Linked DNA regions of Homo sapiens: region 1 is linked to region 2. A link is a contact called in ENCODE Hi-C or POLR2A ChIA-PET data. All regions are on one chromosome and are shown on one strand. Each heading gives the region's core, a stretch centred on a gene start or an enhancer-like site at or near the end of the contact. The rest is flanking DNA. Distances are from core to core; before and after follow the strand shown.

The links. A loop is a pair of places that touch in the nucleus more often than their neighbours do. ChIA-PET counts read pairs that join two places held with the same protein, here RNA polymerase II (POLR2A). Pooled maps may share reads with other maps.
Region 1: a map of gastrocnemius medialis shows a loop between it and region 2 (2.7-fold over the local background). The contact joins two enhancer-like sites. A Hi-C loop is called at or near these places in 4 of 168 maps with a recorded cell type or tissue (CD8-positive, alpha-beta T cell, aorta, gastrocnemius medialis and 1 more), 1 of 37 single-sample maps with no recorded cell type and 11 of 50 pooled maps. POLR2A ChIA-PET finds 5 or more read pairs at or near these places in 5 of 52 experiments (K562, activated CD4-positive, alpha-beta memory T cell, activated CD8-positive, alpha-beta memory T cell and 1 more).

The regions. Positions count from the first base shown.
Region 1 is chr3:4,803,070-4,810,125 of GRCh38, forward strand. ITPR1 (inositol 1,4,5-trisphosphate receptor type 1) reads left to right here. Exons shown (of 62, transcript NM_001378452.1): 55 at 3,034-3,198. Among named protein-coding and RNA genes, the nearest start is that of EGOT, 55 kb to the left of the region's middle. Within about 2 kb of position 5,747, at least 2 of the 41 ENCODE cell types and tissues checked have a DNase peak (open chromatin) inside an H3K27ac peak, as active enhancers do; they include gastrocnemius medialis, where a contact is called at or near this core.
Region 2 is chr3:4,768,205-4,774,775 of GRCh38, forward strand. ITPR1 (inositol 1,4,5-trisphosphate receptor type 1) reads left to right here. Exons shown (of 62, transcript NM_001378452.1): 46 at 307-560. Among named protein-coding and RNA genes, the nearest start is that of EGOT, 20 kb to the left of the region's middle. Within about 2 kb of position 4,112, at least 22 of the 41 ENCODE cell types and tissues checked have a DNase peak (open chromatin) inside an H3K27ac peak, as active enhancers do; they include gastrocnemius medialis, where a contact is called at or near this core.

The DNA of each region.
Region 1 (7,056 bases), core at 4,497-6,996, 36 kb after region 2:
CTCAGGGAGCTTTCACTCATGGCGGAGTAAAAGCAGCAAAGTTGGAGCTGGAACAGGAGGAAGCGGATGGGGAGGCGCTACACGCTTTTAAACAACCAGCTCTCTATCACTATACTGTATCCGGGACAGGTGGCGCTAAACTATTTATGATCCAGTCACCTCCCCCCAGGCCCCACCTCTGACACTGGAGATTACAAGTTAACAGATTTGGGGGGGACACAGAACCAAACCATACTGCCACTCTGGGTCCCTTTTTCAGACAAAGAGGGTATCACTGTCTTGATTGGGTAATGAAGGAGGCAAATATGACTCCAAATTTTCAGTCACAAATGATTGGGAGAAGAATAATGTGGCCATCTAAAATGAAGTCATGCAAAGATTTAGTTTTTCAGGGTGAAAATGCATTTACATCGTTGACCTACTGGGCTTCAGGTGGAAAGACACGCTGTTAACGTGAGCTGCGGCATTTGGAAATACATGACCAGAACTACAGAGAGAGATCAGTGTGGGGAGGGGAATGTAGGGATTGCCTGCAGTGAGAGGAAACCATTTAAGAAAGAAATACAAAAGAATTACATAAACAACTAGGTAGAAAAAATGTTCAGTATTTCAGAGGCTGTCTTCTATGGGCTGTCTAGTTCTTTTCTTCTCTGGCCTTCTCTGATAATCATTCCACAGTTATCACTTCTTTAACACAAATCAGTTGGGGGAAAGACTCAACTGAGATAATTAATTACCATTTACAACAACATAAGCTGGTAGGGGGCAAACAGCTATAATAAATAATTATTTAGAGTAAATTTTATTTTACATTTTTTTTGAGACAGAGTCTCGATCTGTCACCCAGGCTGGAGTACAGTGGTACAATCTCGGCTCACTGCAACCTCCGCCTCCTGGGTTCAAGCAATTCTCCTCCCTCAGCCTCCCAGGTAGCTGGGACTACAGGTGTGTGCCGCCATGCCTGGCTAATTTTTTGTATTTTAGTAGAGACGAGGTTTCACCGTGTTGCCCAGGCTGGTCGCGAACTCCTGAGCTCAGGCAATCCACCCGCCTCGGCCTCCCAAAGTGCTGGGATTATAGGCGTGAGCCACCATGCCCCGCCTAGAGTGAATTTTAAAAGAGAGAAACACCCACATGGAATGTATGGGAGAGGGAAAGTACCTGTGGACGGAGACAGAGAGAGAATATTGGAGTTCTGAGAGCTGGAGGAGGAGAAGGTGGGGTCCTAAAGCCCAGCTGGGAGAGTGGTGAGCAGGGTGCGCTGGGAGACTTGTCACGCCGCAGGGAGCTGGGAAAGATGCTAAGAGCAGACGGGAAGACTGCTGGGTGCGCAGAATCCTTGGAGACTTCACATGAGCTGTCTCTGTTGAGAGGTGGGGATGGAAGCCAGATCTAAGACTAACAAGCAGAGTCCAGCCGCAGGCTGAGACCACAAATAGCAGCTATTTCCTGGGGAAGCAATGGAGAAAACTAGGGCAGAAGTTAGAGGGGAGAATGGACTCAGGTGAAGTGGATCACCCTGTTGTTAAGTTGGCAGGATCTGGGGTGTGTTTGAGGTGCTGTAATGTGTGATGTCACCCAGGGCACCATCTGCCTCTCCCTGAAACCACATCATCATGGATCATCCAGAATCAGTGATACTTTCCCACCCTCTGAAATCCCCTCCACTAGCAAAGGTGAGAATTTTGGAAAAAATTGGCAGATTGAATGCTTAGCCTGTCTGAGAAAGCCAGCAGCGATCTGTGGGTGTCGGCTTCCTCGCTTATCTGATTGCCGAGAAGCTCACTTACACCGACCTACCAGATTAACTGGCAGTATTTCCCCCGCACCTGTGGCCAAGGGAGCTAGAGTAGCAGAAGATGGTTTTACCAAGTGCATCCAGAGAGGTCCCTCTCTGGCCTCCTCCTGAGCCAAGTTTTTCTGTCAACATATTGCTAGAGATGGACTTCCAGGCATTGGGGTTTCTATCAAAGGTGAGACTATATTGCACAGTAGTTCAGTTAGGACTCCTTCAGTTGCAGATGTCAGAAAACCTAATCCATGCTAGCCTCAGCAAAGGAGAATATGTATTGGTTCATTTTGACCAAGAAACCAACAGCCTCGCTTCAGGCACAGCTGATACAGGGGCTCACACAGTGTCCTCAGGGCCCAGTTCCTCCTTGCCATCTTTTGGCTCTGTGTCCCCAGTGCTGGTGGTGCCTTCAGTGTTGGTAATGTGGCAGCTCCAGAGTTCACAGCTGCTCAGGTTCAAGGTCAGTGGGAAAGAACAAAATTATCTTTGGCTGCAATCCCAAGAAAGAGCTCAGTGGACATCATTGGCTCCATTTGGTCCTGTGTCTATCTCTAAACCAGTCATTGTACCCAGGGGAATACAATATTGTGATGGCCAGGTTGGAGCCCCACCCAGACCTCAAAGACTGCTACTCAGAGAGGAATGGTCCCCAAAGGAAAATTAGAAGTTATTCCCAGAAGAGAGGGCAGGGGAATAGAACTCATCCTGAAGTCCCTTATATTTTTTTTCCCCCAAGAAAATTGTTGTTTTCCCTGTGAACTTAGGAGCATTGAAAGGCAAGAACTGATCACTGCTCATTAAATTGCCACCTTACAGTGCCTAGAATGTAACAAATTCAGAAAATGCTTTTGATCATGCTGATCACAGGGTTCGTGGATTGAGGTGACTTCTGTGTTTGACTAACTCATACAAGAATGTTAGAAATGATTCATATCTCATTTTGAAAATCATAATCTCAGTATGTGTTAATTTTGTTTTTGCCATAGAGAAATGCTACTTGATTACTGTTGCGCATGAAGTTATTTGACTACCATGTAATTTGTAATATGCCTGAAAAGCAAAGTAATGAAATGACTTAGATCTGCAAATGGGTCTTGGCGGGTTTGGTGGGCACCGGGTGGAAAAGGAAGCGTTTGTTTGGGCACGGTGACTGAAATACATTTGTGTGAGATGCTCTCGTTGCTCTCATGAAGAGTTTGGCACAGTCCGTGCCATCTGACTGTTCCTGTCATTGTTCTCAGGTATGCAATAAAATCATCTTTCTAATGAGCTTTGTGGGCAACTGTGGGACATTCACAAGAGGCTACCGAGCCATGGTTCTGGATGTTGAGTTCCTCTATCATTTGTTGTATCTGGTGATCTGTGCCATGGGGCTCTTTGTCCATGAATTCTTCTACAGTCTGCTGGTGAGTACCTGGTGTGGAAATATTTTATGTGTGGGGAAACTAGGAGAGTGTCCTATGTCCTCTCTCTCATCACAGACCCTTCCTTTTAATGGTGATTGGTGTGCCTGGTCCACCAAGATTGAAGCTCCACAGTTGGCAGCCTTTGGGGGATCTGAGAGGAAAGCTCCACAGGAATTGGGTCAGCCCAGGAATTCAAGAGTCACACAACCGCACTGTGTACTGGGCACTCCCGATCTGTTACTTCTCAGTAATGGAACATGCCTGTAGTAGGTTCAGGAGATGTTTCCTTTCCATGCACCTTTGTTTTTCTTTACTTCTTAGACTCAGCCGCACTTACACCAAGAGGAGTGTTTTTGAGGCTGTCATCCAACAGCTCTCAGGGAGTCCATTTCTTGTGAACACGTGTAGCGACCATAAGAGTAGGAGCTAGTTTTGAAGCCCCGGGATTCATGATCATGAGCTCAGTAGATTTATTGGTCTAGGAGACCCTTTCAGTAGCTCATTTTCCTCCGATATGAGCCAAGTGCTTAATGTCTTGACAGTCTGTAAGACAAGCTGGTTCCATCACCTTCCTCCTGAGCAGGTTTTTAAATGACAAATCAAGGAACTACTTACTTTCCTGTAGTTGGAGGGAATCTAGACCTGTGGCGTTGTAGATAAGAAACCATTTTCTTGTGCCTACATAAAATGACAGGAAGCATAAAACTGACCTATCTGCAAGCAACACCATAAACAGCCTAGGAATATTAAAATATTTGTGAGGACAAAAATGATCAAGGCCTAAGGGTTGGCTTACAAAGAGGGGGACTTACAAAGAGAGGGGGGCTTACAAAGAGAGGGGGGCTTACAAAGAGAGGGGGGCTTACAAAGAGAGGGGGGACTTACAAAGAGAGGGGGGCTTACAAAGAGAGGGGGGCTTACAAAAGGCAGAGCAAGGGAAGCTCTTCAGGGAGATGCTTAGAAAACCCCCCCGAAGCGCGTATGAGAGGCATCCAGCCACGATCTAGTTTGATCCTATTGCGTTTTCTTAAAGTGAACTGAGGAGCAGTTCAGCATCAGAAGCTGGGAGTTACTCTTATCTTTCTGCAATAGGTTAGAGATTTGAAAGTACAAAATGCAACTGTGTGAGATGCTCCCTTCGCTTAACGTACTTGACTGCCTTGTGCCACAGTTTCCTCATCTACAAAATGAGAACAGTGTATCTCCCTCACAGGGCCGTCACAGGGATTACATGCAGCTGTTCAGGTCAGGGTCTTAGAATAGCACTGCCGAATGATTGCCAGCTATTTTATTGTCTTTGTCATTCTATATTCCTTCCCCCGTCCAAAACACCATAAGGAATTCACCGTTCAGATCACTAGGATTAGCTCATACCATTAGGGGTGGATTTTGGCAGGCTAAAGGGAATGGATTCTTTTCCCTCATCTTAAAATAGGTCTGGCTATATTTTGAGGTTTTAGGCAAAGAGGTCTCAGGATATCCTTGTGATTCCCATTATGTCGCCTATTTTGGTCACTTTGTATCAGAAACCTTTAGAGACTTACGTCTGTTTCTGGAACTTTTTGTCTCATGCCATCATGTCCCTGGACAACAAATTCCTGTCCTCCCTTGGGAGGGCGGCAGAGTTCAGTTGGTGGTCTCTCTCATCCCTGCCAAGGGCTCTCTCCCAAGAGACAGGAGATGCCCCTTTGGTCAACGCCACCTTGCCCCAGTAGACACTTCGACCTTTCCTCCAATCTGCCTCCAGTTGGCTTGGCTTCTTTTCTGTTCATTTGAGTCCTCTTCTCTTCATCACTTGCAATGCAGGCCAGTGCCAGTGCCTGACGCAGGGCACATAATGGTGAGAGGAACACAGTCCCTACCCTCATAGGCCTCACAGTCAGGAGCACATTACAGGGACAGCCGTTTTGTGAGTGGTCACCCTGCACTCTTCTCTACACACTCTCACTACCACCTTTGAGGTAGATGGTATCTTCCAATTACACCTGAGGAAACTGAGGCTTGGTGAGGTTAGGTAACTTGCTCAGAGTCACACTGTCAGTAACTGGTGGAGGCAGGAGAGCCTCACAACTCTGTTGATTCCCAAGTTGACACTGCCTTTTATTCAAGCATGTGAAAAAGTCCTTGCATCAGTGAAACTGGCATTTCACGTTCCAGTTTGCATCTGTGCTTTCAAGTCTCCAACCTATCACAGAAAGATAAGAGTAACTCTCAGCTTCTGATCATGCTACCTCAGTTCACTTTTAGGAAACGCAATAGGATCAAACCAGATTATGGTTGGCTGCCTCTCCTGTGCTTTGCGGGGGGATTTTCTAAGCTGTGTGGACCTTGACTTGTTTGTGTCTTCAAGTGATGTGCTCCTTTTGGTATCAAAGCAGTACTCAATGTGTCTGGTAAGAACCAGAAAACACTGACACTTCAAATTATTCTACTAATAAGGAAAGCCTGCAACCAAAAGAAATCGGGCTGCCTGTAAAAGGAGAGAGACCTGAGCAGGGAACACCCATGTGTTCCAGAGTTGGGAGAGCTCCCTCCATGCCAGCAGGCCGGAAGGTAGGGAGGGTGATCTGGTGGCCTAATTAAACTGCTGCCCCCCCTCCCCCACAAAGACTGGCCGGACCTGGTCGTGAGCCTGCATTAAAGCTGTGTCCTTAGAAAAATATTAACACCTGGAGATGAAAATGTGCAAAGTTCATAAGCAGGCAGTTAACAAAAGCAGAAATCCAGATGGTCAGTAAACATGGAAAAATGTTCATCCTTGGTGCTAAACAAAGACATGCTAATTAAAACAGCGCAATCCTGTGTTTTACCTGTGACATTAGTAAAGGTTAAAAAGCCTGATGGTGCCCAGTACTAGTGAGAGTGGGGTAAAATGGGCATGATTCTTTACTAGTGGTGAATGTAAACTGATCCTGCCTTTCTGAAAGCAGCAGGCAAAATGTTTCTCTTATACCATTTGACTCAAATACTCCATTTCCAAAAATTCGCCGAAAAGGAATAACTAGACGAGCACGTATGGAGGCATGTATAGAAGTGTTCCTCACAGCATTATTTGTTATGACATATAATTGGAAACATCTTGACTGTTTTTAAAAAACATATTGGTTATGTTAATCATGTTTTTCCCATATAGTGAAATACCAGGTGATCATTTTTGACAGGAAAATGTTCCTGATGGCTTGGTGAAAGGCTGGTTATGTGCCAGTATTATGGTCTAATATTTTTGTAAACAATATATATCTATAAATTGCATTTTTTAAGGCCAGAAGGAATTAAGCTATTGAGCGAATGTCTCTAGATGGTGAATTATTAGTGACTTTTTTTCCTTTGTGCTTTTTTTTGTTTTCCAAGTTTTCTCCATTGAACATGTATAATTTTCCAATTAGAAGAAAGCTTTTCTTTTATATAAATAATACTTATTGATTGTTTTAAAATCAGAAACTATAGATGAGTGAAAAGGAAAAAATCGCTTGTCATTTCTATGATTTGGAGCCTGTGTAATCTCTGCGGTCCTTAACCACAGAAAACAAGTGCCATTTGTTTGTTGTCTGAAGTTGCGCTTACTTGCCACTTTATATTGAGCTGCTGGAAAACATTTAACCAACATTAACAGCAACACTTTGCCTTCTGTCATATTGTATTGACTAAAATCCCTCTTCCTTGCTTCCCTTTAAGTATCCTACTCTACCCAATGCCCTTCACAGAACTAGTCTCAGAACACAGATTGGTGTCAAGGAGGCAGAAAAGCCAATCGACCGGAAAATGACCTCAGATGAAAAATTCTAAATTGGAAGGGACTCAGAGATCAGCTGTCTCAGTCCACTTATTTTACAGATGAGGAAACAGATCCAGAGAGCT
Region 2 (6,571 bases), core at 2,862-5,361:
AGATCAGGAAGCTGAGGCCCAGAACCTTAGATGTGTGAGGCTGACAGAACCTGTGCTGAGGCTTTTCCTCTGAAACACACTGTACACGTAGGTGAAATGGTAGATCCACAAGTAAGGTGGCAGGGCCTGGCTCGGTTTTAATCCTGTCTGAGGACTGAGAGCAGATTGTGACTTCTTTGAGTGTTTTGCCAACTTTGAACGTCTCTAGGAGATAAAGGAATGTAGGTTTCTGAGTGTCACCTTTGGAGTGGTGAATAGGGCCCATGAGGACTCTGCAGCCTTTCATGCCTTATGCTTGCTTTCTAGCTAAAGAGCCCACAACACAGATAACAGAAGAGGTCCGGGATCAGCTCCTGGAGGCCTCCGCTGCCACCAGGAAAGCCTTCACCACTTTCAGGAGGGAGGCTGATCCCGACGACCACTACCAGCCTGGAGAGGGCACCCAGGCCACTGCCGACAAGGCCAAGGACGACCTGGAGATGAGCGCGGTCATCACCATCATGCAGCCCATCCTCCGCTTCCTTCAGCTCCTGTGTGAAAACCACAACCGAGACCTGCAGGTGAGGGCCTGGGGGTGGGGGCGTGGAGGGAGCTCGGGAAAGGCTGCCAAGGCCTGCCTTCCTCTGATGGTTCAGCACCTCTCACTTGGGCCAGATTGCTTGAGCCAAGGATCCAGCAAGGTTCTTTTTTTTCCTTTTTCTTTTTTCTTTTTTCTTTTTTTTTGAGATGGAGTCTCGCTCTGTCACCCAGGCTGGAGTACAGTGGCGTGATCTTGGCTTACTCCAACCTCCAGCTCTTGGGTTCAAGCGATTCTCCTTCCTCAGCTTCCCAAGTAGCTAGAATTAGAGGAGTGCCTGGCTAATTTTTGTATTTTTAGTAGAGATGGGTTTTCATCATGTTGGCCAGGCTGGTCTCGAACTCCTGACCTCAAGTGATCCCCCCACCTTGGCCTCCCAAAGTTCTAGGATTACAGGCATGAGCCACCGAGCCACCGAGCCTGGCCAGATCAGCAAAGTTCTGTGATGCAAAAGCCTGGGCAAGTAATGCCCTTGTCTGTCTTCCCTGCTGTCTCCAGAGACCACATCTTGTGCACCAACATAGGTGCCTGCCCCATATATATTTGTTAAGTGTCTGTATGTGCCTATTGATGTGTGTGTCTTGTAGCCTGTCACTGTTAGACATCTAGGCACTCAGGTAAAAATGGGATGGATGGATGGCTAGATAATTAAATATATTAGATTTCTAAAATTGGATACATAGAAAGTTCTGAATAAATATTTGTTGGTTGAATGAAGGAAATGGCTGCCTTTCAGTGATTTACAGAAAGAGGTGCTCAAAAATATTTGCTGAACTGATTATTCCAGAAATCCTTTGTTCATTTTGTTGTTTTTGTCTGATAACAATGGGCAAGGTTTGTTAGGCACTTATGATATCCTGGATCCTAAGTGTTGCTTATATGATTATATTATATAGATGAGGAAACTGAGGTGCAGAGGACACAGGGAGTGCAGAAGTAGGACTTGAACCCAGGTAGTCTTACACTAGAGCTCATGTTGTTAACCAAATGCTGAGAGACAGAGGGCACATGATGTCCCTTGCAAAGTTTCCCAGCAGCAGGAGCTGTTTAGGAAGGGCCGAGGATGGATCGTAGAGATCCGCTTCTTTCTTCCGAATGGGTCTGGATCTGCGGAGGGCCCTCACTGCCCAGGAGAAGTGTGCTGGAGCACTGGGTCCCTGGCTTTTGCCTGGGTTTGTTGCCAACTCCTGGACCTAGGGAAACCACCCCCTTTTTGCCTGAATGGTGTGAGGATGAACAAGGAAAGGGCATCTGAACCTCTATCTCCTTTGTGGTGGAATGTTTCCTCCTAAGACACTCCAGTCAGCCGTGGTAGTTCTGTGTACTTGGGTTATGAGGGTATGGAAAGGAAATAATGCTAGTCCAGATCTGGCCAGGGAAGGCACAGCCTTTAAATATTTACCTGGCTGACCTTATCCCCCAGGTGACTTGATGCCTGTCACACCTCGATTGTGGCTAGACAGTTGGTACTGCCGCAGTGAATTGCTCTCACTTAAAACTTGCCACAGAGTCTATGCCTGGATTAGCTAAGAAATTATATTGTTAATTAGTAAGGCAAACAGTGAAATGGAACTGAGAGAAGCCTGCAACGTTAATACCTTCTATAGTTGTTTGAATTTTCAATCAGATTGAAGAACCTCAACTTTGAAAAAGCATCTGAGATCTGAGGTCCTCACCTGGCCAGATCTGACTCATGTTGGAAAGTGAAGGAATTTCACACAAACCCCACTGTCGGCCAGGCTGGACCCACAGTACCATGTGGCTTGCATGCTAGTGGGGGCCCCTCCAGATGAGGTGGGTTCTTTCTTTTCTTTGGTGCCTGGCCCATTTCAGCCTGTGGTGCTCCCTGCTTGATCCCTGTCGCCATCTGAGTGTGGGATCTCAGCCATCGGTTTCCTTAGTTTTCTTGTCAGTTGCTCAGACTTTCCTCTTTGGGGCGTTAGAACACCTCAGCCCTAGATTTTCTTGCCAGGACTGTGTAGTCCAGTTGGGTGGAGCAAAGCACTTATGCCTCAAATGCTCAGGGCCTGGTTACCATCTCACTGGCTGATAACCTCTATCTGAAGGCCACTGTTTCCCTGACATTGTCCACCCTCCACCTTCCATAACCCTACCACTAGTCACGGGATTCAGGCAAAGGGGGAGTGAGTGACCCACAGAGGACTAGATGCTGAGCGGCTGAGCTTGGCATCTCTGTGGCTGGGAGTGGGGGAATCCTGATGCTGGGGACTGTTTCTGAGCAGAGCATGGTGATCAGTGCCCCTGTACTATTCCCCTATGCAGGTGTCACTGGTCTCTGCCAGCCTTGGAGTCCACAGGGGAAGTAGGTTGAGATGATGCCCAGGCATGTGTGTGTCATTTAATCAATATCAGTGAATCCCTGCTCTGTGCCCAGCACCCATGGTGACAGGACCTCACCCCTTCCTTCACAGAGCTGAGTCTAGGGTAGCAGCCACTTGAACTGAATGGAAGCAGCCACTCCTTAGAAGAGAGGAACCAACCCATTGCAGGTCCAGGAAGGCCTCTCAGAGGAGGTGGCATCTGCTGAGTTCTGAGCTTATGAAACTCAAGACTGCCTGGAGTAGAATCCCTCCATGAGTGTCAGAGGTGCAGTGCCAATGTGCTTGTTCCCGAGCTTAGCTCTGGTGGTATGGGCCTGCTCCGCCTTCCCTCTCTCCCTGACCTTCCCTCCCTCGCCCACACACCCACTTCCTTCCACTGTGAAAGCGGAGTAAGGCTTTAATTGCACAGGTTCATCATTTCTTGTTTGGAAGTCTTCAGATTTTTAGTTTTATACCTTAGCTTTCTGCAGAATTCTCCGTTGAATCAATGCCCTGGGAACCCCATGGACAGAAGCACCTTTTAATGAAGTCCTTCCAAAACTCGTTCCTCAGTGCATTGCTCTGTTGGAAACAGTGCTGTGGGGTGTTGGGGTGTATAGTATATTTTAACATATTTTAACTTAAAAAAAAAAGACCTAGCAACATAATGTTTGAAGGTATCATAAAGATTATCCAGTTCAGTGCTTTAAAACTTTTTGGCTTGGGGGAGCGCACGGGATCCTTTGTTGAAATATACTAAGTACAGCAGAGGAGAGCAAAGCTGCTCTGTTCGGAGTGGAAACTAGAGTGCTCCCTCACCTACGAGACCCCTGGGATGGTAGGGAGGAATTGTAGGGAGCCCCCAGGGTTCTGCAGGGCCCAGTTAGAAGCCCGTGATCTGGACCAGTGGTTCACAAGGATGGAGGTTGGAATCATCCTTAAAAACTCCTGCAAAATCAGATTCTCTCAGGTGGTGACTTGCCTCCAATAAAATTATGGTGTGTAGAAATCCACTTCTCCAAAGAATAGTTTTAAGCAGGACTCAGCCACTCTGAGTGCCATTCTGTGGCAATATCCCAGAACAGGGGGTGGGTCACTGGGTCAGGGATTCCTCTTGGATCGGAGGGAAGGAGAAGGCATTCTCATAAGGAGAGAGTGTTCAGCTTCCTGGTGTAAAGCAGCTCAGAGTCAGCACAGAGGGAGAAGGAATCTGGCCTTTTGCAGCAGCACCCTTTGGGCTCGTGCCCGGAGTTGCTTGTCATATTTATAACCTTAACTTTCCTGTTGGTAAATGTTCAGAAGAGATAAAGTCACCAAGTCTCACTTTGCCAAACAGGCAGTTGCTGCCTTAAGCAAGCCTTGTTTACAGTGGTCAGAAATGTGATGGGAAAAACCTCTCTTCAGCCAGTTGGCATGTGTTTGGGGACCCTCCCCTGAGAAGCTGGCTTTGCTTTTCCCCTGGGGTAATGAATGCAGGTCCTGATCTCTTTCCACCAAAGTCTGTCTAAGCACAGACTTGAAGTCTTCCATTTCCTTAACCCACCCATCTCAACTTGGTCCCAGGCTCTTCAAGGAAGACTGCAAAAAGGGCAGGATTTCTCTAGCTTGGACAAGGCAGGGTGGTACATGCTGAAGGGGAGTTCTCTTCTCTAAGAAGGAGTTCCCTGTGCCTCGTAGTGAGTGGTGTGCCTCTGTTTATGGAGAGGGCCAGAGGAAATGGATCTGAGTCTGGGACAGATTCTGTCCAGACACTCTGAAAGCCATGAGAGATGGGAGAGGCTTTCAGGAATGGGCAGCCATTGTCTTCATGGGGAGTTTGAAACACGTGGGCCCAGCTAGCCTTGAGGACTTCCCAGTCCTCTTCCCTCCATTCATTTCATTTAGTTCAGATTATTTCATCCAGTGTTTACAATGCAGCTGGTAGGTGCCAGTCCCTGTGCCAGCTGCTGGGCACCCAGCGCTGTCAACGTGGTCCTTGGTGAGTTGATCGGTCCCTCTGTACGCACATCACAGGAGTGAGGAAGGCTGGAAGAGGCGACTTGCGATGCTCCCATCTCACTGGAGTAGGGCTCAGGGGTCGGAGGAGCTTCCTAGAAGTGACTTTAGACCACATCCTGAAGGAAGAGGAGTCATTCAGGGTGGAGGCCTCGAGAGCAACAGGCAGAGGGCATTGCCTGGTGGGAGCCTGGAGGCCAGGCAGAGAATGAGGAGTGCTTGAAGTGTGTTGTAAACACTGGTTGAAATAATCTCAATTAAATGAAATGAATTCATTGGGAGTGGTAACAGAAGTTTGAGAGACAGGTGTTATAAGAGTTGCCTCTCAGATGTTATAAGAGTTGCCTCTCTTTCATCCATAGAGACTTGGTTGTTGGTTTAGACTGTATCTTCAAGTCCTTTTTCTATATATTCGAATGGGAACATTTGTTACATATTAATCTATATGCCTTTTTAAATTCACTGGGAGCAGTAACAGAAGTTTGACAGACAGATGGGCCAGGAGAGCCTTGCTGTGAATTTCAGCCATGGACAGCCAGGACCTCTCCAGAGTTGTCCCAAACACTCCTCCAGCGCCCCTGCACAGAGCAGGGCTGAGCCAACCCCTCAAACAGGTAGTATCTTCCCTGAGGAGCTGGAGCAAGGCAGAAATGGCTGTGAAATCCTCCTCTGGTTTCCCTTAGAGAAACAATCGAGCCCACACAGTCCCAAATCATCTGTTCTCCCTCCACCTCCCACCTGGACCTGAACTTGTTATGGAGCAAAAGGGATTTGGGTTAAGTTGTAGTGGGGAGAAAGGAGGTGGTTAGTTTGGTGATGAGTCAAGCACTGAACTTGGTTACCAGCTCTTAACCTGTGCATTTACAAATGTTTTAATTATACAAGGAATGTGTGGATATGTTCTTTTTATAAAGACCAAATGAAAATAAGTATTTAGTTACAAGAGTTGCCTCTCTTTCATCCATAGAGAATTGGTTGTTGATTTACACTGTATCCTCAAGTCCTTTTTCTATATATTGGAACGGGAACATTTGTTACATATTAATCTATATGCCTTTTTGAAAAAACTTGACAGTGTGTCATAGAGATCTTTCCATATTGGCACATAGGGATCTACTCGGTGTTTCTAATTTATAATATTAAATGATGTAGATATACTGTAATTTATTTACTCCTCAATTGGTGCGCAATTAGGTTGTTTCCAGTTCTTCACTGTCACAAGCAGTACTATAGTGGACATCCAATACATACTTTGTGAGTAGAAGTGAATACTTCATAGAAGTGGAAATTACTGGGTCAAAGATCATGTCCATTTAATCTTTTCCTATTGCCCATTTTTTTTACAGTAAGCATGTCGCTTTGGTAACTGAGGAAAAGAACATACATAATTAATTTTTGCTTCTTTTTAAGAACAGATGACTGGAGCCTCTGACAAAAATCTCCTCATTAAAATACTCTATTTCTCAAGTTGGGTGAATGTGGCTTTTTAAATTTTGTTGAGGAAGTGTCTTGCTCCTATCTGTGCCTCTTGTTTACATTTAGAACTCACCTGGAGAACACCTGCTCAGGCACATGCACACAAGCACACACACATTTACTCACTGTCACTCCTTCCTTTAATCGTGGAAATGGCCAAACAAGTAATCCAGGCTCCTGCCACATGGCACTGGGAGTAAGC